Regions from separate parts of the Homo sapiens genome. Here all the other regions are linked to region 1. Evidence: chromatin loops called from intact Hi-C (ENCODE). Cell type or tissue: GM12878. All regions are shown on one strand.

Region 1 (8,000 bases):
ATGCGGTTTGGAGGTGGGATAGGAAAAAAATAGGTCTCTCTGTAGACTTCATAAAAAACAATACGTGAAGACCTCAATTTGTGGATGTCCTTCCCTTAAGAGAATGAACTAACTAACTAAATAACAAGTTTTATGTTCCAGATTTTTGGCTTCTCTAGAAAAACAAGATGGTCTTGGCAGCACTGAGCCAAGATTCCCTCAAGGTAGCCAAAAGATTTCTCACCAGAGTACCTGAGTCTAACATTCTGTGTTGCCATACTACACCTGGCTGGGTGTCAGTTGCTATTTATCAGTATGCTCACACATCTTTTTTAGAGTTAAGAGGAAAGTGAAATATTTCTTGTATCAAGGCCCTATCAAAATTAGAAAGCCAGAAGTGAATCAGGAAGAGTATTACTCTGATATGCAAAGTATATCGTTGTTGGAAAAACAAGAATTATGATGCTATTATGAAACAAATCCCTCCAACTTCACTCATTACATTACCTACCTGGCCCCCAGACACATCTGAGTTTGCAATGACTCCTGTAATAAAATGGTGGTAGACATACAATCATATACATGAGACAGCATTTATAAAACCAGTGTAATAAGTAACAGTTATTACACTAATTGAGGGACTCATATTAGTCTATCATATTGTATCCTTTTGCTGATAGAATGATCTTATCAAATTCCCATTGATTAATAGATTCCCTCAAAGTGCTACCAATAGCCACTGAAAAAACTTAATGAACTCGCAAAGTAGCTCCTCAGTGGCTGAAAAGCATAGCTGTAATTCCCTGAGTGCCTAACTTCTTGGCAGCCATATACACTTGTGGAAGATGGATCCAAGGAAAATGGGTGAAGGATCTTTTGTGTCAGAAGAGAGGAAAATATGGAAATGAAAGCTTTTGGCAGGTCTAACTTGCCACATTACTGCTCAGGAAAAAAGGCAATCAATCGCTACATATTTCTTGTTGTTGAGGATCATGATAAAATAAATATAATTTAAGCTGTAGGAGCATAATAGATTAAAATCAACCCCTTGGATTGACTCAGGAAGCAAATGAGTTGCCAGTGTGGACTAGTACATTGATATAATCTACTATTTCCTTAAAGCATTTTGGTCATCTACTTTCTGCTCTAGTTAGCATTTATGTTAAGCATATGAACAGCAGTTGACTATGAAGGCTCAGAGGTTGAACTGCATCTTTGGAGAAATAGAGGAAATAACATGTGATTGAGGTTTGGGAAATGAAAATTGTCATAATACATTAAGGAAGAAAATAATCTGAAGGCCAAGTACTCACTGAATCAGAAAAAAAGTTGGAGAGTCCTAATATTGGAGCCTGTGAACTGGAAACTAGATATGAATTCATAACCTACGAGGGTATAAATGATGGCAAGAAGTCAGTAAACTGAGTCAGTGTTATTTTTGAGACTGAAGGAAGGTTCTTATGGAACAGGGAGTCTGAATAGTTCAAGTTCTGGGCATTAAATTGATGATGCAAATAGAAGACAGTTTGATGAAGAGTGACAATGATTAAAATCTGAGATGGATTGAAATACGAAGAAAATTTAAAAGAGATAAAGCCTTGTATTGCTGGCATGATAGAATGAGATTTTAAAGGTATCTACTTTAAATATGAGCAGGTTACTCACCAGAATCCAACCGTTTGCATACAGACAAAATAAATTGGCATAAGCATCATGGAGCTATTTAGAATGGGCATTTTATTAATGTCTTGCCTATCTTTTATTGCCCTGCTCTGAAATGTAATCTGAGGGAACCATTAGACAATATTCGCTGAGGAATGACTATGATATTTTGGCTCTTTTTCTAACTCCAACTACTACGAATTTCACAATGCCATGAAAACACTTCAGCAAGAATTTTGGCAAAATATTTACAATTTCTTCAATAATATTGCTTGTGGAATATGAGGAATGGACAGCAACCACTTAGTGACTGCAGAGAGACAAGCAGGAATGAGGAAAAACAATTACTTACTACGCTATTTGTGATGAAAAAATCTGAGTTTAGCTTATTATAAAAAGCCTGTTGGGAGCCAAGCATCGCACATGTCAGAGGAACATGCTGCTTCCCTTCACCATGTCTGAGATAGGGTACCTACAGTTGGGCTGTTTGTGGGATGAAGAAGTGCTTCTATAACATCAGCAGGCGTGTGACCAGTGGCTTGTGGGAGACAAGCACTTATGGGAATAAAAGGGAACCTGGCACAGGCCTTGGGCCTCTGGCATCATTAGTTACAGGTCTGCCAAGATGCTTTGGGAAACATTTTAATTTAAATGCCAAGTCTATTTCAACGAAGCTCCCTGGTATGACCTGTTGGGAGTCCAGAGTGAGATGGATAGGTGCTCACTTTGGAGGGCACTGGTGAATCAGCTGGTGCTTCTATAAAAAGCATACTGGGGGTTAAACATCACTAAGTCCCTACTCAGCCCAGGAAAATCACAGTGAGAGCCATGGGATCTATGGCTTTCATAGCATTTTACTAGTGACTCGTAAATGCAGGAAAGATTAGATACTAACACACAAAAGGCAGAGACACCTCTGGGTGTTTATTCAAAATATCAAACTTAGAGAACTTGAAGAATAAAGACCCCAGCATTCTTTTTTCCTCCCCCGAAGCATACTCACAGGCTACTATGACTATAAATTTAATAAAGCAGAGTTAAGAGCCTGATTTGAATTATTTCAATATTTTTCCTCCAAAACTATCACAAGACAGAAAAAATAAACATTTTGAAACACAACGAGAAAAAAGAAAGAAAAGAGCTGAGACTGAATAAAACACTAAGCATTGTCCTTCGATGTAAAAAACTATTTCTGTTAGTGTGTAGGCCCAGGTTGGAAAGAGATGTACAAAAACACGAATTCAGAGGATCGGAAGAATTAAAACGCCCCCAAGAATAACATGAAAGTATTTGATGTTGCTTCAGGGGCAAGGGCGAGTATGTATATGTACGTAAATCCATTTCCTCAGAGGCTCCTTGGCAGTCTGTTACAACACCACGCTAATGAAAGCCAGGTCTTTAAGTTCACCCCGCCTCTGGACTATTAGTTTCTCCTTTGCGCCCTGCGGGGACTGCATTCCTGGAAATGAAAGCACACGAGTTGGGGAAGGGCTGGGGTGCCAGAGAGGGTAGGAAGCTGGAGCCCACGGAGCCTGGGATGGAGAGGTGGGTGGGCCCAGGCCTGGGGCGTGGGGTGGCGGTGGAAGGTCTGGGGTCTCACCCTTCGGAGTTTTGAGTCTTGTCTGGCTCCAGGGAGGGAGATCCAGGGGAGATATTTACGAACGGAAGCCACACGATCAGCTTGGACTTTTAGGCCAGTCACTCCGCCTTAAGTGGGTGCGTGAGAACCAGAAGAGGGACTGGCTGTAGCGCTGCAAGTGAGATCCTGTCCCAAAAGATGAGCCTGACTTAGGCTGGGCCCCGCAGGCCGGCAGGGCCAGCCGGCATCCCTGGTAGGGGAATCGGGAAGGTCTCAATGATAAATCTGTGTGTGGAGACTCAGAGGGCACGAAATAGGCTCTGCTGATGTCCTCTGCCCCTCATAGCCTGCCAGCCACCCCAGCCTTCACCCCTGCCTCAGCATCCTTCCAACTAGTTGAATCAATCAGGAGCCCAAGGGAAAGGAATTGGTCCCAGTGTATGAAATGAGTCTGACCTACTGGGGAAGTCAGAGAGGAGTGTCCCGAACTGGGTGGGAAGGAAACGAGTTCCGTGCGCGGGGCTGGGGCAGGAGTGAGGCGCAGCGGCCGAGATCCTGAGCCCCGGGACCCTTGTTCCGGGCCCCGAGGCCTACTTGGTAGTTGCCCCTCGGGGTTCCGGGTGGGTGACTGACAGTTGCAGCAGCTCTGGGGAGGCGAAGGATAGGCAATGACTTGGGGCTCCCGTCCACTCGGCTTTGAGGTCCCCGCGGCCCGATGACCCGGCCTCGGTGACAGCAGCCGCGACGGCGGCAATCTCGACAGGGAGCTAGGCGGCTCATGGTGGGTCAGGGGGCGACCGAGGAGGGACCACGCGGCCTGTAGGGGGCAGCGCCGAGCTCGGGAGGAGACAGCAGCCGGCGGGTGGGGTGGGTCTGGGCTGCCCCCTCCGGGAGCTGCCCCGGGGCCGCACGGCGATTGTCATACCCGGCCGCCCCTGCCCGCCGTGGGCTTCCTCTCGGCGCCGCGGGCCTTAACGGGGCTCTGAGGGGACGTGACAGAGCTCGGCACGCGGCAGCCTCTGGGGAGTTAGGGTCCGGAGAGACCCACGCGTCGCCCCCCGCCCGCCCGGGGCCGGGAGATCCTCGGGAGCCGCCTCCGCGTGTCCAGAGAGTGTCGGGGCGGCCGCCACTTCCCCTCGCCCTTCGCCGGAGGTGGGCGCCTTTTCCTGCGTGGCGGGTGCTCCGACCCCAGTTGCTCTGAGCCCCGGGGAAGCGCGCCCCGAGCCCCTGACGTGGGCGCCCCGTTACCTCGGGGTGGGTGCCTGGGGCCCCTGAGGTGGGCGCGGGTTGCCCCGGGGTGGGCGCCCGGCCCGCGCGGGTTATTTTTGGCGCCCGCAGAGGCGCGTGTGTTGGGGCGTGTTTTCCTTCCCCAGGTGCCGAGAGCCGGGGCTCCGCCGGCGCCGGAGCTGACTCGTCTCTCTCTTCTTTCCCCTGCAGGAATCTTCCGATAATTCTGCCGCCGCGACTTTAACCGTGCGCAAGGCGAGAGCTCGAAACAAACATCACATCTAAATTAAAAAAAAAAAAAAGCGGAAGAAGCGGCCGAGGCGGCGGCGGGAGGAGAGGAGGAGGGGCCGCGCGCGGCGGCCCGAGGCGGCGGCGGGGACGCGGGGACGCGAGGACGCGGCTTTGTGCAGGCGGGTCGCGGGGCGCCCATGGCGGAGTGCGGCCGGGGGGGCGCCGCCGGCGGGGCCCTGCCCACCTCCCCGGGCCCGGCCCTCGGCGCCAAGGGCGCCCTGAAAGCCGGAGTGGGGGAAGGCGGTGGCGGGGGAGGTCGCCTCGGCCACGGGCGGGCGCGCTATGACAGCGGCGGGGTTTCCAACGGAGACTGCAGCCTCGGCGTGTCCGGGGACGAAGCCCGGGCTAGCCCTACCAGGGGACCCCGCGGCGTTGCGCTCGCCCCGACCCCCAGCGCGGTCGTCTGTACCCTCCCCCGGGAGAGCAAGCCGGGCGGCCTGCCCCGCCGGAGCAGCATCATCAAGGTAGGTGGGAGAAGGGCGCTCATCGCCCACCCTCAGCCGTCCTTGGATTCTATTTTCTCCCTGGGGGAGTGGTGGTGGAAGGAGGAAGCCCACTGCTAACAGGAACCACTGGAGCATGGGTGCTTGGGGTGGTTGAGCGGGGATTGGATGCAAATGGCATGTGGAAAGAATGGAGAGGTGATCCCTAATGTGCAGGGGGAGCTGTGCTCAGACATCCTCAGTTGAACTTGGGGCTGTCACCTCTTCCAGGATTGGTCTGGCATTAGGGCCTTGTACCTGCCGGGGTAGGGCATACTCTTATGTGTAGCCTAGTCTGGTTAACAGACTCCCTGTAAGATTTCTATTGTATCTTAAACACAGATAGGGATTATGTGAAATGTGAGAACATTTTCTTAAAAATCCCAGGCGGCGAACAGAGGGTGAACAGAGATTATTTAATAGGGTTCTTCTGATCCGTATACAGTTAGTTGGCTCTTACAAATGTTTACACTTCGAGGGTGCAAAATCTCCTAATATCCGGTCACTCAGTCACAAAGAAAAATAGAGTAGATTTCTGAACATAAATGCAGATTTCCGCTTTCTTAGGCTCAAAAGCTCAGAGATTACAGTTCCACACGATTTAATCTTTTTCCTTGCTGCAGTAGGCAGGCCTCGAGTACTGTGGAAGTTCTTTTGGGCAGTTTGCTTGGTTTTGCTTGCACAGTGTTAGCGGAAGAAAGCCAGCGATTGTTTTGAGCATTTTAAACTCAAGAAGTAATATTAGGAACTCCCGAGTTTGTGTTAGTTTCATTCTAATGTTACATTTTGGTTCGCAATGTAAAAATATTTTTCATGACATGAAGTGCAAAAAAAAATAGTTGATGAGCTAAGAAGAGCAGAGCCTTAGGCAAGACCAGCTCATTCGGCTCGCTCAAGTTTGGAGCAAATGAAAACATTGCTTTCTGAAAATCAAGGAGTTATCAGGACAGGGAGCAGCAAAGCAAATTGACAGGCTGCACCCACCCTTCCTGTGGCTGATAACTGGTGGGAGGGCAGAACGTGCCACAGTAAAGAGAGTTGGCAGTGGTGGTATCTGAAATTTTATTGGACCTACAGAAATCTTCCAAGTACTGTGAAAATGTCTGATGGTGTTATCAACTTATGCAGTAATCTAGTGAAATATACCATCTTGCTACTCTATGTAAGAGGCAATTGTGAAACTGCATTTCCCTTTGTCATCTGTTTGCGCAGTTTATGTCTGGGCAAGGACACAATTTGAAGGGTTTGGAGATGAAGTGTATTAACTACCTGCAGCACACACGTAGAGATAAACTAAGGAAAGTAAAGTGTCTTTTTGCTGCATACATAGCTTTTAGTGACTTACGTTTTCTTTTACTCTGTAGCTTATGTTTCCATGGAAGTTGCTTTCAACTGTGCATGATAATCAATCCTATTGACAGAGTTAGGTGACATTTCTGTTTTTATTTGTCATAAAATATTTGTGGTGATTTTGCATTGTGGTGTTAATAAAATTTGAGGTGAAAATTCCAAAGAAGATACCAGCCTACCTAATTTTAACCCCTTTCTTTTAATTGTTTTGAATACTTGTTTTTGCATTAAAAAATCAAACTTTATTAGTGTCCATAGTGAGATTCATAGTGTAACTTACTGAATTACAAAAACATTTGTTTTAATTTTACATTACTGGGCGATAAGCAAGAAGGATGATTTGTTAGTATTTCTGATATATGGAATTGGGAACTTGTCAATAGATACCATTTCTTAATTGAAGGCTCTAGAAGCACATGGGGGAAATGATTAATGTTCAAAAATCACTGATTTTAGAAATGATATTGATACTTATGTTGAATTCTGAAACTTTTAAGGATATTTTGTCATTTTTCTTCTTTGTAAAGAAAGCATTTGGCTTCTTGTTCACCAGTGTAACCCTAGATATAAAGTGCCAGGAATGTAGTAGCAGCTCAATAAATTGCTTATTGAATGAATGGAGAAAGTACATGTTTTCTCTGAGTTCTGTTAATTTATAAAACAATTGGTTTTGGATTTACCAGTCCCATATTTTGTTCATTGTATTGTACCTCCAAAGAAGGCTTGACATACTCCTTTTTCTTGCCTCTGTTTTCACTTTGCATTTTCTTAAAACTTTCGAAAATTATGGAAGTAGTGTTGAAAGTTGATCAATACTGGGTTATAGGAAAGAGAGGATGCTATATTTAAATAGGTAACTACTTGGTATATTTCCCTTTGAATTGGTGCCTTGAAGCATCAAGATTTTTGGAATGTATTGTGGTATTTTCTAAAGATAACTTCCAGCATCAGGACAATATCCTAATAGAAAACAAAGTCTTTAACATCAAATTTCATAAAGCAACAAATACTGCACAGATAGTTTTGTCATGTGAATGGCAGAAATTATGTTTCACTTTTGTTTAAAAAAAAAAAGAATAAAAAGCTAAAGCAGAAGCCCATGTGAAAAAGCAATAGTGACATCTTTCCTTGGTTTCCTTATTTTTTTTAATATAAGGGATGAATGCAGTCAGGTGGTCTCTGAGTAGAGGCAGGAGTAGATTAGTAAGCAAGGTGATAATTGGGGACTTGAGGGAATAGCAGGGAGTGAATGCTACCTGGGGAACTGAGGCCGGTATTTATGGGGTTGTATTAGTTGAAATGCTGGGCTTCTGAACTGTGCCTCTCTCCTAGCTTTCATCTTCATTACAGTCTTGACAGCCCTCTTTGTTGGAGATCCTTAAATCAGAGGGAGAATAATGGCCTAAATGTGCTATAAGGTGGGCAAAGAA
Region 2 (8,000 bases), 350 kb after region 1:
GCCTCAATTTAATATATATTTTTTTCTCCTGGAAGAAATCATAAGAAACTTAACAATGGTTACCCTTGGGGAAATGGGCTGGCAGAAAGGTGGGAGGAGAAAATGGAGATTCTCCCCTACTCCCATTTTTCATGTAGTACCTTTAATTAATTGGAATCATCTAATGTCACATATTTTAGTTTTACCTTAAGAATATCAACAGTGGTTACCTGGACAGGAAGTTTTTTTTTAACCTTTTTATATTTAAAATAATCTGATGTTATAGATATCTGTGCGTATGTATATGCATATTTACATCCATAACACAAATGTATATATACAAGTATAAATTTTAAAGATGCCTATGGAAATTATTTTAAAAAATCTAAAATTCTTTCCTAATGGTCCATTTTATGTTAATACCTAAATCTAGTCATCTCTCAGTATCCATGGGAGATTGGTTTCAGGACCGCTGTGGATACCAAAATCCAAGGATGCTATAGTCTCTTATATAAAATGGTAGTACTATTTTTAAATAACCTACGCATATCCTCCTTTATACTTTAAGTCATCTCTGAATTATTTATAATACCTAATACAATGTAAATGCTACGTAAATGGTGGTTATACCATATTGTCTAGGGAGTTATAAGAAAAATGTCTGTACATGTTCAGTAGAGACTCATTTTTTTTCTGAATATTTTTGACCTGTAGTTGGCTGAATCCAGAGATGTGAAACCCATGGATACAGGGGGCTGACTGTACTTCTGTTGTTACAAATTCCAGATTCTCTTTAAAAATAACATATGTCTTGTGTGTGTACCTGTGTTTAAAGCTTTTTGATTTGTGAATAAATTCATAAATATCTCTTGACAAAGGTTTCCGGGGGTAAGTATGCAATTTCTAAAACTAATTTTGAAGAACCTCACTGAGTTAAGTCTTTGATAAACAAAGTCTGCTGTGGCTTTTTTTTGGTGTGTGATTGCAACCTACACTGCAAGATATAAAATGAAATTTTTGAATAATTCTCTAAAAATTACTTATTGATCTAAATTATGGAATCTCACCTTATATTCAGGTTTTTTCTTAAAAATAAAAGCCCATATAACTGCTGTGTTAAAAGTCAAAGATACAGACATAAAATTTCATTAAAAAAAGACTATCTATAATCAAGGAATCATCAAAAGTATTGATACTTACTTTATTTCTTGAAATTTACTTCATTGCTTTGAAAAAAGACACTTGGGAAAATCTAAGTAGTTTAATTCCTTGACACTGATTATATTAAGCATAGATAGAATTTTTTTTTCTGCTACCACTATTTTGGTTTACTTCTACTTCCCCTTGCTTCTTGGTACTCTTCAGGGAATATGTTGAGGAAGACAAAAAGTGACTTCCCCAAATCAGGTAGGTGTACTCTCATTGTCTATCATTGTCAAAATCATCACCACAGACTAAAAGCTGTTTATTTGTGATTCACATCTATTAAAGTAGCTGGAACTTTCCTTATCAGACTGATACAATCTCTGCTAGGGTATGGGAGGCAGAGGTGATTCTGAATAGGGTATCTAGTAAAAGAGCTGGTTCCCGACTATGTAGGCTTAACTGGGTCACCTAAAGCAAAGGTAATGCCCAACCAACCAGGTAAAGCTGTAAGGAAAGCCAAGGGACCAGTGAAAACAGAGCTTGACACAGCAGCAGGCACTCAATAAATACTTGTTGAATAAACAAATGAGATAATTCTACTTATATAACACGAGGTATTTGAACAAAACAATATAACCTCCCTCTTTGAAGTTCTAGTTAAACAGTTACGTTACTCCTGTGGCTCTGGTTTGTAGGAAAAAAACTGGATTTATTAATAGCATAGAAGCAGAAGTCAGAATAAGCAAGCCAACTCTTAGCTTTTCTTTCCATAGGTATAAATTGGGCTCCATATCCTATGTCTTGCAGAGAAGCCAAAGATCTACTCTGTAGCAATTAATGTTGGGACAACAACACACATGTTAAAAAGTTGTCTGTGGGGCTCAGAATTTAATTTTAGAAAACAAATTTAAGTCTTGTAAATTCTCTCCATATCAGATGATCACATTAACATTCATCTCAGTGCAAAGCTAAAGAGAAATCATGTAGACATTATCTGCCTTTCCTCTTGTCCATGCTATTATACCCTTCTATTATGTAGATCATTTAACAGACAGCAAGAGTGAACAGCTCTTCATGGAATCCCTGAGCTAGAAAAGCCCTTGAAGTTCATCTGGTTCAATTACCAGAATACCTCCAGAAACTATACCTGTGAGACACAGAACTATATATAGAAGTGAAAGCTTACTCCTCTATTGCCACAATGTGGTGGGTTTTTGTTTTTTAAGTTAACCCAATACATCAATCTCTTAATCACAACCCATTCTTTTCTGTTCCACCCCCCCTAAAAAAATGGATAATATGAGGACATATCATTATTAAAACAGTATTTTAATACTACTAGCATCACTATATTATGTGGTATTTTAAATTAAGAAAAACATGGTATGGATTTTAATTAATACTGCTATCATTTTAGTCTGAATTTGAATAGAAGATTCTTAAAGTTACTCTAGGCTTCCATTTAACACAGAAATCCTCTCTATCGCATATTTCATCTAAAAGACTGCATAATAAAAGATTAATGCAGCCACTTTAAGTATTTATATGTTTTAAAATTGCATAGGAGGTAGATGATCACTTTTTGTATTTATTTAAAAACTATATTTTCTATATTTTGAACAAATGGATATGATATTTAAACATTCTTTTTTTAAAACCATTGCCAGTTACCATAAATGAAGATTTGCTACACTGTACTTTAATTGTGTTAACATAATGCGTAATTCAAAGGCAATACTTAAAAACATTTCAAAATCAGGTTGTAATTATTTCAGGCAAAATGTAAGTATTTCTGGCTAATCGTAGCACATAAGATGTCTATTTTCAGAACTAATTGGTCAAATACTGTCACAGAGCACCAGTGTAACAAAAAGAACACCTCAGTGTGAGCTGGCACACAAAGTATACTATGTTATAATAACCACAAAATACAGGGTGAATCATATTTTGCAAAGAGGCTTGTGCACACCTAATAGAAAACCCACATCACAGCCATATTCGGCATCACCAAGGTATGACATGAGAGGGGACTTTTGTTCTTAACAATAGTGCCACTCAGTGGCTGAACAATGGTAGTGAATTGAAAACAGTATGAATGGAGGGTGGGCAAAAAGAAAAATGGAGTTTTGGAGTAGGCAATGATAATACTGTAGGCAAAGAAAAAGAAACACTATGTTGTTATGGTAACTGTACCTTGGAGGTCAGTTAGAGTCTGGACAGGAACAGAAACCTGAGCATCGCTTCCTGTAACTACATCGCCTGGATTTCATAAGAAAAAATAATTAGATTTCATAAAAAGGAAATAATCAACTTCACTTTTCTTTTATACTGAATGTTCTAATACTTTAATCAAATTACTAAAAATATAGTACAAAAGAAAATAATGCACAAGCTTAGAAAAATATAAAATATTTTCAAAGAAAATAATCTTTAAGAGCATGTTTTCTAGAAATGTTTTGTGTTTGTTTTTCTTAAAGAAAACACAAACAAGTTTCAACTAGAGTATAGGAAACTTCAGCAATCAAAAGATTTTGCTGAGCATATTTCATGATGCTACAAATATTAGTGTGATTTTATATTTTCCCTTTCATCCAAAAGTAAGTTATATGTCATTTATTTAAAAATAGGCATTCTTTTGAAATTGATTTCCTCCTATATCAGACAAAATTTATTTTTAACTAACTTGAAACCAACTTCTTCAGTGATAAGATAAAGTCCTCAATAAGTTCTAATTTCACATTAAGTAATGAAAAGATTTAAGTTACCACATGTACTTATAAATGTCAACATGTAAAAATAAACCTGTGAACTGCATACCCTTCACTTGATATACTTATTGTAGGCAAGATTTCATTTACAAATTGGACTTATAGTAAGTGCTTAAAATAATGACATGTTCAAATTAAAAAAGCAATTTAAAATATAGACAAAGGAAACAGGAAAAAAAAAAAACCAAGTGCATTTTAAGAACATAAGAAAGGAAAAGGAGCATAACAGGAAATCTCATGAAGAACCTGAGGTGCACTAACATTTGGAAGGAAGACTTTTTGGTTCTTTGATTTCCTTCCTGGATGACAAAGTTCAACACTAAGCACAGTCACTGTCAACAGAATCATTCTCTGGATATATCACCATCTGAAGGCCTATGCTATTTTCAGACTAACAGGCTAAAGAAAAAAGCATTTTAAAAAAGCATCATATTTTCTATGCATGATCATTTATGATTAATTGACTTGTTTCCCCTTGAGCTTTTATATAATATATACAGTAGTAAAAAAAATCAACTTTTGAGTTAAATGACATATCCTCAGTGTTCTGACCACTATGACTTACAGCATGGCCAGCTAATCCGGAAACTGTTAAGTTGTAATTATACCATCATCATCAATTAACAGTACACACATTTAGTCTCCTATAATTGAAATAAAATCTATAAATAGGAACATACCACAAACAAGTGATAAACAGCTTTTAGTGGAAATGGGCCCCAGATTTTCATAGTATATGTACTCTAAATTCACTGATAATGGCGTGCCTACTTTCTGTATCTTTGAAGGAGATTTTCAATTCTGTGCCTGCTACCTGTTTTACTCTGCTGCTTCTAGATCACTTATTAATGTATAGAGACTGACAACTCATTTTAACATTAAATATCACCAAAACAATTACAGGGAACATCTGGGCTGCTCCTTCACTATCCTACCCCAACACAAAGACAAACTACAGAATGTACTTCAAGCAACACATGTGAGTTTGGATTACAAACACAACTGTCCCCCTATCTAAGCATACAAGCACAAGTAATTGAAAGTTAACTGATTATGAAAACCATAAACAGTTTCATCTTTATAAACAACCATTTTTCAACATAACTTTCAAATTTTCCAGCAGAGTACACTAAAAAGACTATTACATTATCTTTCCTCAAAGGCACTAAGTAGATGACTCTGTTCTGAGAGAGAAATCACTTCACAACACAAGCCTCCTGACAGGCTGAATATTGTGTTCACTGATCTATGGGACCAGGTGATATGCTTGCAGCTTTCAGTGTGACAGCACAGCAGGATACATGTGGGAAATACCAGCATAAAGAACCAATGTTGGAGAAGTATTTTTCACTGTAGAGTTAATACATATTCTACCAAAACAACCATAGATTTTTAGAGGTGGGAGACTCTCCAGGGATTAGCCCAAATCTCTTATTTCAGGGTGAGGAAAGAAGAGGGTCAGAGAGCTTCAGGGTGTTGCTTAGGGCTCATCAATGGATGAATAGAGAAGAGCAGCAAACTACACTATCTTCTATCGTCTACTTCCACAAACCGTTCTCTTTGCCTTTTGTTTTATCCATACCTTTGTGAGGGAAGGAGCATTAGCAGGAACATTTATCATTAATCTGAAGGTAAACAAATTTTTGTTTTTTTTTTTTGGTAGATTGACATGAGAAGAACAAAACACAAGTACAAATATAGAAGGGTTGCCAAACAAGGCTACTTCCTTTCAGCACAGGGATCAGTTAAAATGCCCTAGTGATAATCATGTTCCAAATACTTTGCTTAAGTGCTCTGTTGTCTCCTTATAACTGGGGACTTGGTTTTCATCAATTGTTCCATCTCCATGCACTTCCTTTCTCACTTACTGTGATATTAATACTTGACATTTCCTTGGAGACAAAACTTTATATTTCTAGTCATTTGGCTTAGTTCCTCAGAAAATTTAAGCTACAACATTAAGAGATTCTCTGACTCATTTGCCTGCCATCAGTTAGAATTACAACTGACTACAGCTTGTTATCAAAGCAATATTGAAATCGTATTTGTTTAGAACAATAAAACAGTACAATTAAGAAATATGTAAAATAACATTCATTTCCATTCTGGAAATGGGTATATCTCCTGGCATTAAAATACATTTACAATATGCTAATGCTTTGGTCTCTTTTTTTAAAAAAATGTGTGACAGCTCTACGTTAAAAAGAAAATAATGTAATTTTCAACGAGATTTTTTTTTTTTTTTGAGATGGAGTCTGGCTCTGTTGCCAGGCTGGAGTGCAGTGGCACGATCTTGGCTCACTGCAACCTCCGCCTCCTAGGTTCAAATGATTCTCCTGCCTCAGTCTCCTGAGTAGCTGGGACTACCGGCATGCACCACCATGCCCAGCTAATTTTTGTATTTTTAGTAGACACGGGGTTTCACCATGTTGGCCAGGATGGTCTCCATCTCTTGACCTCGTGATCTACCTCGGCCTCCCAAAGTGCTGGGATTACATGCGTGAACCACCATGCCCGATATATTCTTATGCATGGTAATTTGAATATTCTCACAAAAATTTAAATATGAATTATATAAAATCTAGTATTTTACATAGGCAAATAAAAATTAAATAGAAGAATAACATGATGTAACCAATAGAGGAATACAGACACGCATGGGTGTGTGCATGTGTGTGTACACACACTCATTGAATAATACTCAACATTTGTATCATTGGGAAAGAAAGTCCATTTAACTTAAGTTTACCGATTTAAATGGCACTATGTAAAATCAGAAACTAATTTTGAATGTAATTTCCTTAAACAGAGTATATGGAACATACTTTTAAAATCTTCTTACTGACAATATTACTCATGTTACTGTCAACACTAATTATTGAAAACTGATATAACAGAGGGATCCCTTTAAGACATGAATGACACTTGGGTCAGGATGTTTGCTCTGACACTAAGTGGCCCCAAACTGCTTGTGAGGTCTTAGGATTGCTTTTTAAGTATTTTTTGCCATCAAGATACAACTTCTTGCTTCTAGAGTACAGTTAGCAGAGTCCTAGTACTAAAAATAAATGTAGCTGTTTCCAATTTCTTTTGAAAAGGGGGACCTAATACATTATGACTCTTCAAAAATAGGTGAAAAATAAAAATGCAAAGGTTCAGAGTAAGAACCTGAAGTGCTCTCTTATGAATACAAAACATGAGGGAGGTGAAGCTCTGGAAAGGCCCTAACACAGAAATTAGCTTACCTGAGTCCCAGTAGAAAATGTGCTACCAACAGCAGTGCCCTCACTTACCCATTGAGAGATATGGATTGGATGATCTCCCAGGTTTCCTCTGCTGTAACATTCTGTGGTTCTAACTTTTATTTTATGGACTCATACACTTACTTTGGCTGCTTTTAGTTTCTCCCTCCCCACTGCTTAAGATTCTAGTTTGTATTCCTTAGAAGTGAAGCAGCTGGGTGAGAGACTGCAAGCCTAGTGGCCCACTTTCTCAAAACAACTGTAATGCACCAACGAATGCTGTGACTAGTGAAGCCCATGGTACCGGAACTTCTCATTTTGGATTCCTTTCTAGTGAGAAGCATTACTATACAAAGTTAGCAGAGAACACAGTCAACTGATCTCAATTTCTGTGTTGTGTTAATTCATGCCATCATACTGTATGGGCATCTACAGGACAAAGTTGCAAGTATACTAGGATATAAATGTTAAAAAAAAAATTACCTCATAAAATATTCTTAAGACCAACACGGTATCTAGTATTCCAACTTTATATAACATATTTAAAAAGTAAGTTTTGCATTAATTTCTATTCTAGGAGATTGGTTCCTCACAGGCAGGTGAAGAAATCCCAGGCTACACCATGAATGTTTTCTTTAGATTTACTAGTATTTTTTCCTACCTTTGTTCAATTGCACAGGCATGCTTTCTGATTTCATCAGCCTCTGCTGCTGCTGTTGCTGTTGCAAGTGATGGCTTGGGGCCTCTGCTGAGGTCCTGGTAGGAATTACAACAGAGGAGGAGCTACTGCTGTTGCCTCCAGGTACAGGGCCACCTGCACTGCCTGGAGCCATTGCTGGGGAAATCAACTTTCTTCCAAAATTAA
Region 3 (8,000 bases), 160 kb after region 1:
GCTTCTTTGTATCTCTCATTTGGCTTGACATCAAAGCTGAAAAAGGTTACTGATGACGGTATGGACCTTTTCAATATGCAAATTATGTAATGGTACAAACGACTTTATATCAGTATAATAAAGTTCTTAACGATTCATTTTTATTGCTGCCTGTTCAATACGTCAAGCTGTAAAATAGAATATTTTAATTTATGGGAATGACTCAGATCTTGAAGAATGAATGTGAAAATACTGAATTCCAAAGTGCAAACTCTGCCATAGGCTGTGGACTTCTTGAGGACAGGGGTTGTATCCTGTAGGTCAGGTATCCCTGGTTTCCACACAGGGGCTGCCTGCAGTAGACCCCAGCGATGATTAAAGATACATTATGAAGGCGTAAATAAATGCCTGCCTTGGCCTTTAAACTTTTGATGTTTACCATTTTTTTAGAACTGTGCAAGTTGATAAATACTATCTGACTAAGCTTAAGAAGCTAGTACACTTTTTAAGAGACATGTTGGTTATATTTTAAATAAGTGTAACTTACCAAAAATATGGTGGTTTTTGAATTATGCAAATAATCCAACCTGCATATATTTAGTTACTATAAGATAATTACTATGGCAATTAGTGATAAATGCTATAAAGAAAAATAAGGCAGGCCAGGTGCGGTGGCTTATGCCTGTAATGCCAGCACTTGGGAGGCCGAGGTGGGAAGATCACTTGAGCCTAGGAGTGTAAGACCAGCCTGGGCAACATAGCAAGATCCCATCTCTACAGAAAATTTTAAAAATTAGCCAAGCATGGTGGCACACACCTGTAGTCCCAGCTACCTGGGAGATGGAGGCTGGAGGATTACTTGTGCCTAGGAGTTGGAGAGTGCACTGAGCTATGATTGCACCACTGCACTCCAGCCTGGCTGACAGAACAGACCGTGTCTCTTAAAAAAATAAAAAGAAAAAAAATGAGGCAGAAATGAAAGGAATGGTTGGGTGTTTATTACTTAAAATATGATGGTCATGTAAAATAGATGAGTAATATTATAATGCAAAATATTTGGATATTTAAATACAAATATGTAAAATTTATACTAAGGTAGATATCATAATTGTACCCATTTGAGCCATGAGACTTGTTTCTGGCTATCCCATTTCCTTTTCATAGTGATTTTAGAGCCAACAAGATTACTTCAGAGGGATCTTTTCCTAGCTTTTTGGTGAGTAAAATAATGGATCAGCTGTTCACTGATTCTTTCCCTTCTTCAAGCTTGGGCTCTTAAAACAAGCACATGCAATTTGGAACAAGAATTCAAATTTGAACATTTTAAAAACCATTAATAGGAACATAAAAATACTAGTTTTAGAGGTACTATTAGTGATGAATGGTATCAAATAAATAAATGCTATTTTTTAATTCTCATTGTATGTTTTAAACTGAATTTCAGATGAAGACATTTTGGCTGAAATGAGTGAAGTGTGTAGGTGTTGAAGTTTTCTATAAGATGAAGTTGAAAATTTTGTTAAAATGGATAACCAAATTTTAAAACTCAGATCAGATTTGCACGCATATTTGTAGCTTTTCACGCTGAAATGAACTCAGTTCAGTATATTAGCTCAGGGTTCAAGTGCAGTGTTGTACTAGCCTCACTGCACTTGGAAAGTAATACTATTCACATCTTGTTTTAACCATTATGTGGGGATGTGTGATGTTATCATTTTCACATGCACATTTGAAGTTGAGTAGTGGAAAGTCAGATAAAAAAGCGTTTAATATCATCACATCAGCCTGTTTTAGGAGAAGAGCCTTGTGCATGAATGCAGGAGGGGATCTAGTTGTCAGGTGTAATCTCATGTCTGGATGTTCCCTTTGCAGATGATTCAGTCCCTCAAGGCGTTGATTGAAAATGCAGATGCTGTATATGAAAAGATCGTACATTGTCAGAAGGCAGGTAAGTGAAAGTTTGTTTCCTCTCTTTAAATGAAATTAATAGCATCATATACTTTGCCCCAAAACTATTTCATTTTTTGGATGCTATATCAAGAAAATCAAATAAGAAAATTATTTTTCTATGGCTAAAGAAAATACCAATTCAGTGGTTCTCAGCCTTGGGTAACAAACTCACCTGAGGGGACCATTCAAAATACATTAACATTGGTCTGAGGTATGGGGCTGGGAATTAATAACTATTTTAAATTCCCAGGTGTTTCTAATGTACAGCCAAAATTGAGAAACTCTGCACTAATCTCTTCTTCAGTGTTAACTGTGTTGCCAAAGCTCCTGCTGGTCACCCGTGACTCTGGTACACAGTAGGATAGGTAAGGCTTGAGTAGAGGGAGAATGGCTTCTTGTAAAGGAGATGGATTCCAGTTACAACCTCCTGACACTTTTTAGTACACTGGCATTTTCGCGTGCTGATAAATTCATTAATTTAACATCCAAATGTTATACCAGACTATAAAATTCTTCTTATATAAACAATCATCCCATTAATTTTAGCTGTGGTAAAACCAAAAAATTCAGTATTCTGCATTGTAATAAAAATACACAAAATGGAGTTCTTTTAATTTTCTGATTTTTTGAGTGTTGATTTGGGAGATTCTATTATGGAGAATATTTTCAAGTCATAAAAAAAAAAAATTGTCCTGACTTTCTAAGGTTTTTTTCGTTGCTGTTCTTTAAAACCAAGAAACTATATTGCCTACCCTGAAAAAAAAAATCCCTTATCTCAGAAATGAACTTGTTTAAAATAGATTGAAGATAAGGATATGTGTGACATTTTTTTTCTAATATCTATTGAAAGAGTATTCATATTAGTGACTAATCAACAAACTCCACAATCCCCATCTTGTTTTACTCATCTTGTCAGCAAATATTGTTAGCAAAGTGGTCTTTCTACTTCTAGTCCTTTGCAGGCTAACTCTCCCTACAATCTACATTTAATTATTCAAACACAATTTTTATCTACAACACAATCTACAAATTATTAACACAATCTGCAAATTATTGAACAGGAGATATGGAAGTAAACACAGTAAATATATTGAATACTTACCGTGTGTTACTCAGGAGTCTCAAGTTGGTGTGTGAGGCACTGGGGAGACATTGGTGTTTGTGTAGAACAGGAGAGGGACTGAGCTTTCAGGTACTGACCATAATAGCTGTGTGCAGAGAATGTCCATGGGCAGACCTGATGGGAGGCAGTTGGCAATAGATAAGGAAGGTGCTTCTGGAGAGTGAGGGAGGAAGGGAAGGGATGGTGAGCCATCTACCCTCTGCTTTGGGCTGCCTGTCCCCATTCCCTGTGTTTCTACTTAATCAGATTTGCACACATCACTCATCTGCTGAGACTTCTTTCTCTGCCCTCTCTGCCAATCTGTACTTTCTTCTTTTTCAATTATCTCAACAGTCTTCTGGGAGACCTTTCAAGATTCCAGGATTTATGTTACCTAAAGCATTCTATTCAGCCCTTTAAACCTTTAATTTGCTTCAGTTGGTAGGGCTTCTTCAGTTATTGTGTATTTTATTAATGCATTCCATCTTGTAAACAGGATAATAACCTCCTAAAGCACTAAGATTATATATCAAGCTGCTCTCTGTATCTTACCCATGACATCTGTTCTAACATTCTGCACAGAGTAGTTGCCCAAATATTAACTAAATATGATTTTATTTTAATTATTTGATTCCATTCAATGCATGTATTGCTATGAAAATTGTGGACTTTGTGGAATTTGAAAAAAACTGTTTATCAGAAAAAAAACTATTCAACAATTTGAGTTATTGTCAATTCACTGGTTTATGAGATTTGATAATTTTCAGTATAATGTGGCTTTCTGTTTATGTTTGATTTCAGTAAGGGATACATGTGCTTGTACTTAAAAAGCTGAAGAATCTTATCTATTAGGGATTTTGATTAGGATGGGGGGAGAATAACCACTGTGTAATGGTTCAAGTTGCTCTGGGTTTAAAGATCTTTAGAAGCGTGTAAAGATTATCTTTTGGTTTCACAGTTACTGATGAACGCCTACACAGCCCTTCTGTTATCCCAAGTACTTATTTTAGAGTCCCTTGATCTTTTGTTTCTCATGTTTACAATTATGGTAAGGACATATAGTCATTAGTCATATGAAGAATTGCTAATTTGTTTTGGGCTCAAAGACAGTTGCATAAGATCTTACTTTTGATAAGTAATTGTTATTCTGCTTGCCAACAGATATAGGTCACCAAAGTGCTGCAAGAGAGGATTATTTTAGATGTATTTCGAATTTTAAAGCACAAACATATATTTTTATTAGTTAAAACCTTGTTTAAATAACTGAGTGGAAATAAAGAGTCAGACATCCACCCCCAAACACATGTTAAAAAATGTCCCCAGTTCAGAAGGGTTCAGGCTCTTGGCTGTGTAATCTATTTTTTACATAGGAACATGCTATGCTGATGTTAGTACTGGGAAGAGGAAGCGTGGCAGGAGAGGAATGCTGAGAAGTGAAGACCTCCAACCAAGGTAGGCTAGGAACCTATGCATCCCAGCAGTGGAGGACCCAAAGGGACCATGGAAAGAGCAGTGGAAACAACTCGGAGATGCGCAGTTGGAGGCAGCCTGCCTGCATAGTCCTCTCTGTTAAGAAGAGAATGCAGTGACACAGAGAGTTGGGGTAAAAGAGAAATTTTAATAATAAAACCATGTTGCTAGGAGTATATAAACGACCCAGTGAAGAGGAAGACATTAATAGATGAGACAGAGATTCAGGATGAAGGATGTGAGGTCAGGAATGAAGTACAGTCATGAAACACTTGACCTCAGAAAGGGAGAAAGGCTCCTCGTCTGAGATAATACAGAAAGCCGTGACATTTAGAAAAATTCTGAAAAAGAGAGGAGTGTTTTCCATTGACGAGGTAAACAGGGAAGTAGTGTCATAGGAGAACACCAACTTTGGGGGTGAGGAAGTGAAAGCGGGGATTCAAGACAGGGGCAAGAGTATGGGGACTTTGCTCAGAGTCAGAGATCAGCAGTGCCAGTCAAAGGGACTGATTAAATATCAGATCCTGCAGGGGTGATATGGGATGCGTGAGTCTGGGCCGCCATGGGAGTGAGAAGTGATGTGGCCATGCAAGAATGGGTCTCTATAATTCATAAGCCCAGGCGAACACATGCATACATGTTCTCAAGTAGGAGATTGGTAAGGAACACCAGCAGGAGAGCTGAACAGGAGTCTGCAGAGGGAGAAACATCATAAAAGTTCATTTGTTAGAAATGTATAAAAGTTGGGAAAAGATTTGTCAAATTCTTTCAGGGCCAAAGTCTTTTCCACTTTCTAATATCAGGGCCAAAGTCTTTTCCGCTTTCTAATATCTATGTTTTTGTCTCTTTAAATGCCAAAACTGCAGCCCATTTTTGGATTATAATTTCCTTTCTAGTCACTGAATTGGTATGCTTAATAAAGGATAGGAAGACGATCAAGAAGGAAACCCAAATGCTTTCCCTCAGTGAGCTAGGTGTTTCTATCAGGTAATTTTAAATGGAAAATAAATTGTTCTCTGGAGGAGGAAAAAAACAAATCAATGACATCCTGTTAAAGATGGTGAATTAACAAATGCTTTTAATCTCTACTCTAAAACCTCATTAAAATGACAGTAGAGGGTTTTTCTTTAAGCCACAAATCCATAAGGACAAAGAAATCGGGAGCAACAAAATTCTAGAAACTGAGTAACAGCTGAACAAGTGATAATTGGCTTAGCTGCCCACTCAGGAACCTCAATCTGAAGCTGGTCTTGGGGGGCCTGACACAGCCTGACTCACAGGCCAACCACCAGCTCAGATCTAACCTGGTGACCAGGTACCTCTGGGAACTGGGTTAAAGCTAGTTATAAAAGACAGGAACTGTGTAGAAGCTGGATTAATTAACGCTTAGATCTCTGTGTCCTGACAGTGGGGAGGTTAAAAATAGCAAAATTCTCATTCTCCATATGGGGAATTTAATAGGTGATGCTTGAAAAACAGTTCTAAGTAAACAATATAAGCATGTTACTTGGAAATATGAACATAAATACTAAGGAAGGGAAACAATCAGCTAAAGGCATTGAATGTGACTGCTTCTGGGGAGGGAGAATTGTGGACAATTATTTGGTTCTTTACGTACATGCATAATTCTAGCAAAAATAAAAACTAAATTCGAAGAAAAAAGAAGGAAGGAATCAAGGGGCAAAAGCTGCCACAGGAACTGAGGATGTTCCCAAAGATGTGATCCCACACCCACAAGGCCTGGGAGAGTGTTAGGTTGCAGAGGCGCAAAGAGCCCGCATAGGACACCTGCTGGCTTCCCTGCTTTCATGGGCATGCCTCAGGCAGAGGTGATGCCTGCATGCCTGGGAGGATGAGAGCAGGAGAATCTGTTCTGTGCACTTTCAGAATGACTGTTAGGAGGGAGGATCAAACTAAATGAAAGATGACCCAGCCCTCTCCACACCTCTTTAAATGGAAGGTTCTTTGCTAAAAGCTCCAGCGTATTTTCATGCATGGCCAGGGTTGCATCTTCACTGAGTAAAGTGGGATCAAAGAAAATAACTTTCCAAATAATAAAAGCTTTAATTACCCTTCATTTTAATCAATTTAATGGGAAATTTTCAGTGGATCTTATCCATCCCTGCTTTCTTAAATTTGATTTGCCAAAAATAATTTGAACATTTGTTTTAAAGACCCAGGGTCATCTTGAGATGCTGCAGTTTAATGCAGTGATTTCTTGGAGGCTTTAAGTTTGGAGGCCCCTTAACCTGCACACACAGCAGCCTGCCTGCTGTGACTGTTCAGATCTGGACATGGTGTTAATAGTTAAATTCCATCTCCTTTCATTAAACTCTCACTTCCTACTGCTTTGTACTGTATTTCCAACTGTCTGTTTGTATACTGCTCTTTTTTTCTCTTACATTTGCTGCTTCCAGTCTGCTGAGCAGTTGATGTCTCCCCTGTGACCAAGCGATTTATCTTACATAAAAGAGGATGAGGCCCCGACACACTCCTGCATGGGGAAAACCAGCAGAATGTCAGGCCAGACCTACATGACCTGGATTTAATTGCTCAGAGACTTTTTTTTTTTTTTCAAACTCCTCAGATCTCAGTGTGCTCCTAGGAGCTGAGGTTATCAGATAAGTAAGCCATCACCACCTGTCACTTGGTTCATGCACATCATCTTGCCCAACATAGTAAAGAAAATCATCTGCGAGATTCATTCTGAAAGCACTTAACAAGTGTTCTGTTTGAAAATACAGTTGACCCTTGGACAACACAAGTTTGAACAGCATGGGTCCACATATATGTGAGTTTTTTCAATAAATATACTGAAACATTTTTTGGAGGTTGGCAACAATTTGAAAAAAGACAGATGAACCATGTAGCATGGAAATATCAAAAAATTTAAGAAAAAGGCCACAAATGCATAAAATATATGTAGGTACTAGTCTATTTTATCATTTACTGCCATAAAATATGCACAAATCTGTTATAAAAGGTTAAAATTTATCAAAACTTATGCACACACTTAAAGCCCATACATGACGTCTTTCACAGTTAAGAAAAATGTAAACAATGTAAGATGCACTATTAACTCATAACTGCTAAAATTAACTCCAAAACATACTTTGCTACTGTAATAATTTCATAGCCACCTCCTGTTGCTGTTGTGCTGAGCTCAAGTGTTGGGAGTATCTGCTTAAAACGCTGTGTGATGCTAATCATCTCTGACTGAGCAGTTTATCATTCCAGTAAGTTGCATTCACAGTAAAAAGTGATCTCTCACAGTTACGGCATATTATTCATCATGTTTAGTGCAATACCATAAACCTTAAGTAACACCATGGGACCTATATGAAGTGCCACTGGTGATACTGTAAGTGCTCCCAAGAAGCAGAGAAGAGTCATGACATTACAAGAAAGAGTTGAATTGCTTAGTATATACCATAGATTGAGGTCTGCAGTTGACTGCTATTTCAGGATAAAGAAATCCAGCATAAGGACTGTTCTAAAA

Evidence for each region. A loop is a pair of places that touch in the nucleus more often than their neighbours do. Peaks named below come from ENCODE experiments on the same cell type or tissue, not always from the same donor. Only the 100,000 strongest peaks of a DNase experiment are listed, where the experiment ranks them.
Region 2: it touches region 1 in a loop (9-fold over the local background); 32 of 110 quality-filtered maps call a loop at or near these places.
Region 3: it touches region 1 in a loop (2.6-fold over the local background); 48 of 110 quality-filtered maps call a loop at or near these places.

Annotation. Positions count from the first base shown.
Region 1 is chr3:16,880,165-16,888,164 of GRCh38, forward strand. PLCL2 (phospholipase C like 2) reads left to right here and starts at 4,791. Exons shown (of 6, transcript NM_001144382.2): 1 at 4,791-5,202. The coding sequence starts at 4,876. LOC105376972 (a long non-coding RNA gene) reads right to left here and starts at 4,178. Exons shown (of 3, transcript XR_002959616.2): 1 at 3,681-4,178; 2 at 3,242-3,406; 3 at 2,764-3,100. RefSeq lists enhancers at 2,935-3,643, 4,646-5,141, 5,142-5,641 and silencers at 3,944-4,613, 4,824-5,153. In GM12878, CTCF peaks have their summits at 4,039 (motif pointing right) and 4,994; no DNase peak of the experiment used is centred here; H3K4me3 peaks cover 4,231 bases; H3K27ac peaks cover 4,139 bases.
Region 2 is chr3:17,230,367-17,238,366 of GRCh38, forward strand. TBC1D5 (TBC1 domain family member 5) reads right to left here. Exons shown (of 23, transcript NM_001349074.2): 17 at 7,797-8,000; 18 at 3,319-3,384. Among named protein-coding and RNA genes, the nearest start is that of PLCL2-AS1, 180 kb to the left of the region's middle. RefSeq lists enhancers at 1,571-1,865, 2,240-2,309, 3,309-3,378. In GM12878, a CTCF peak has its summit at 3,195; a DNase peak (open chromatin) is centred at 3,135.
Region 3 is chr3:17,041,023-17,049,022 of GRCh38, forward strand. It overlaps PLCL2 (phospholipase C like 2), which reads left to right. Exons shown (of 6, transcript NM_001144382.2): 4 at 1,852-1,927. PLCL2-AS1 (PLCL2 antisense RNA 1) reads right to left here. Exons shown (of 3, transcript NR_046640.1): 2 at 3,032-3,166; 3 at 1,730-1,891. Among named protein-coding and RNA genes, the nearest start is that of PLCL2-AS1, 9.6 kb to the right of the region's middle. In GM12878, no CTCF peak of the experiment used is centred here; DNase peaks (open chromatin) are centred at 4,060 and 6,368; H3K27ac peaks cover 2,910 bases.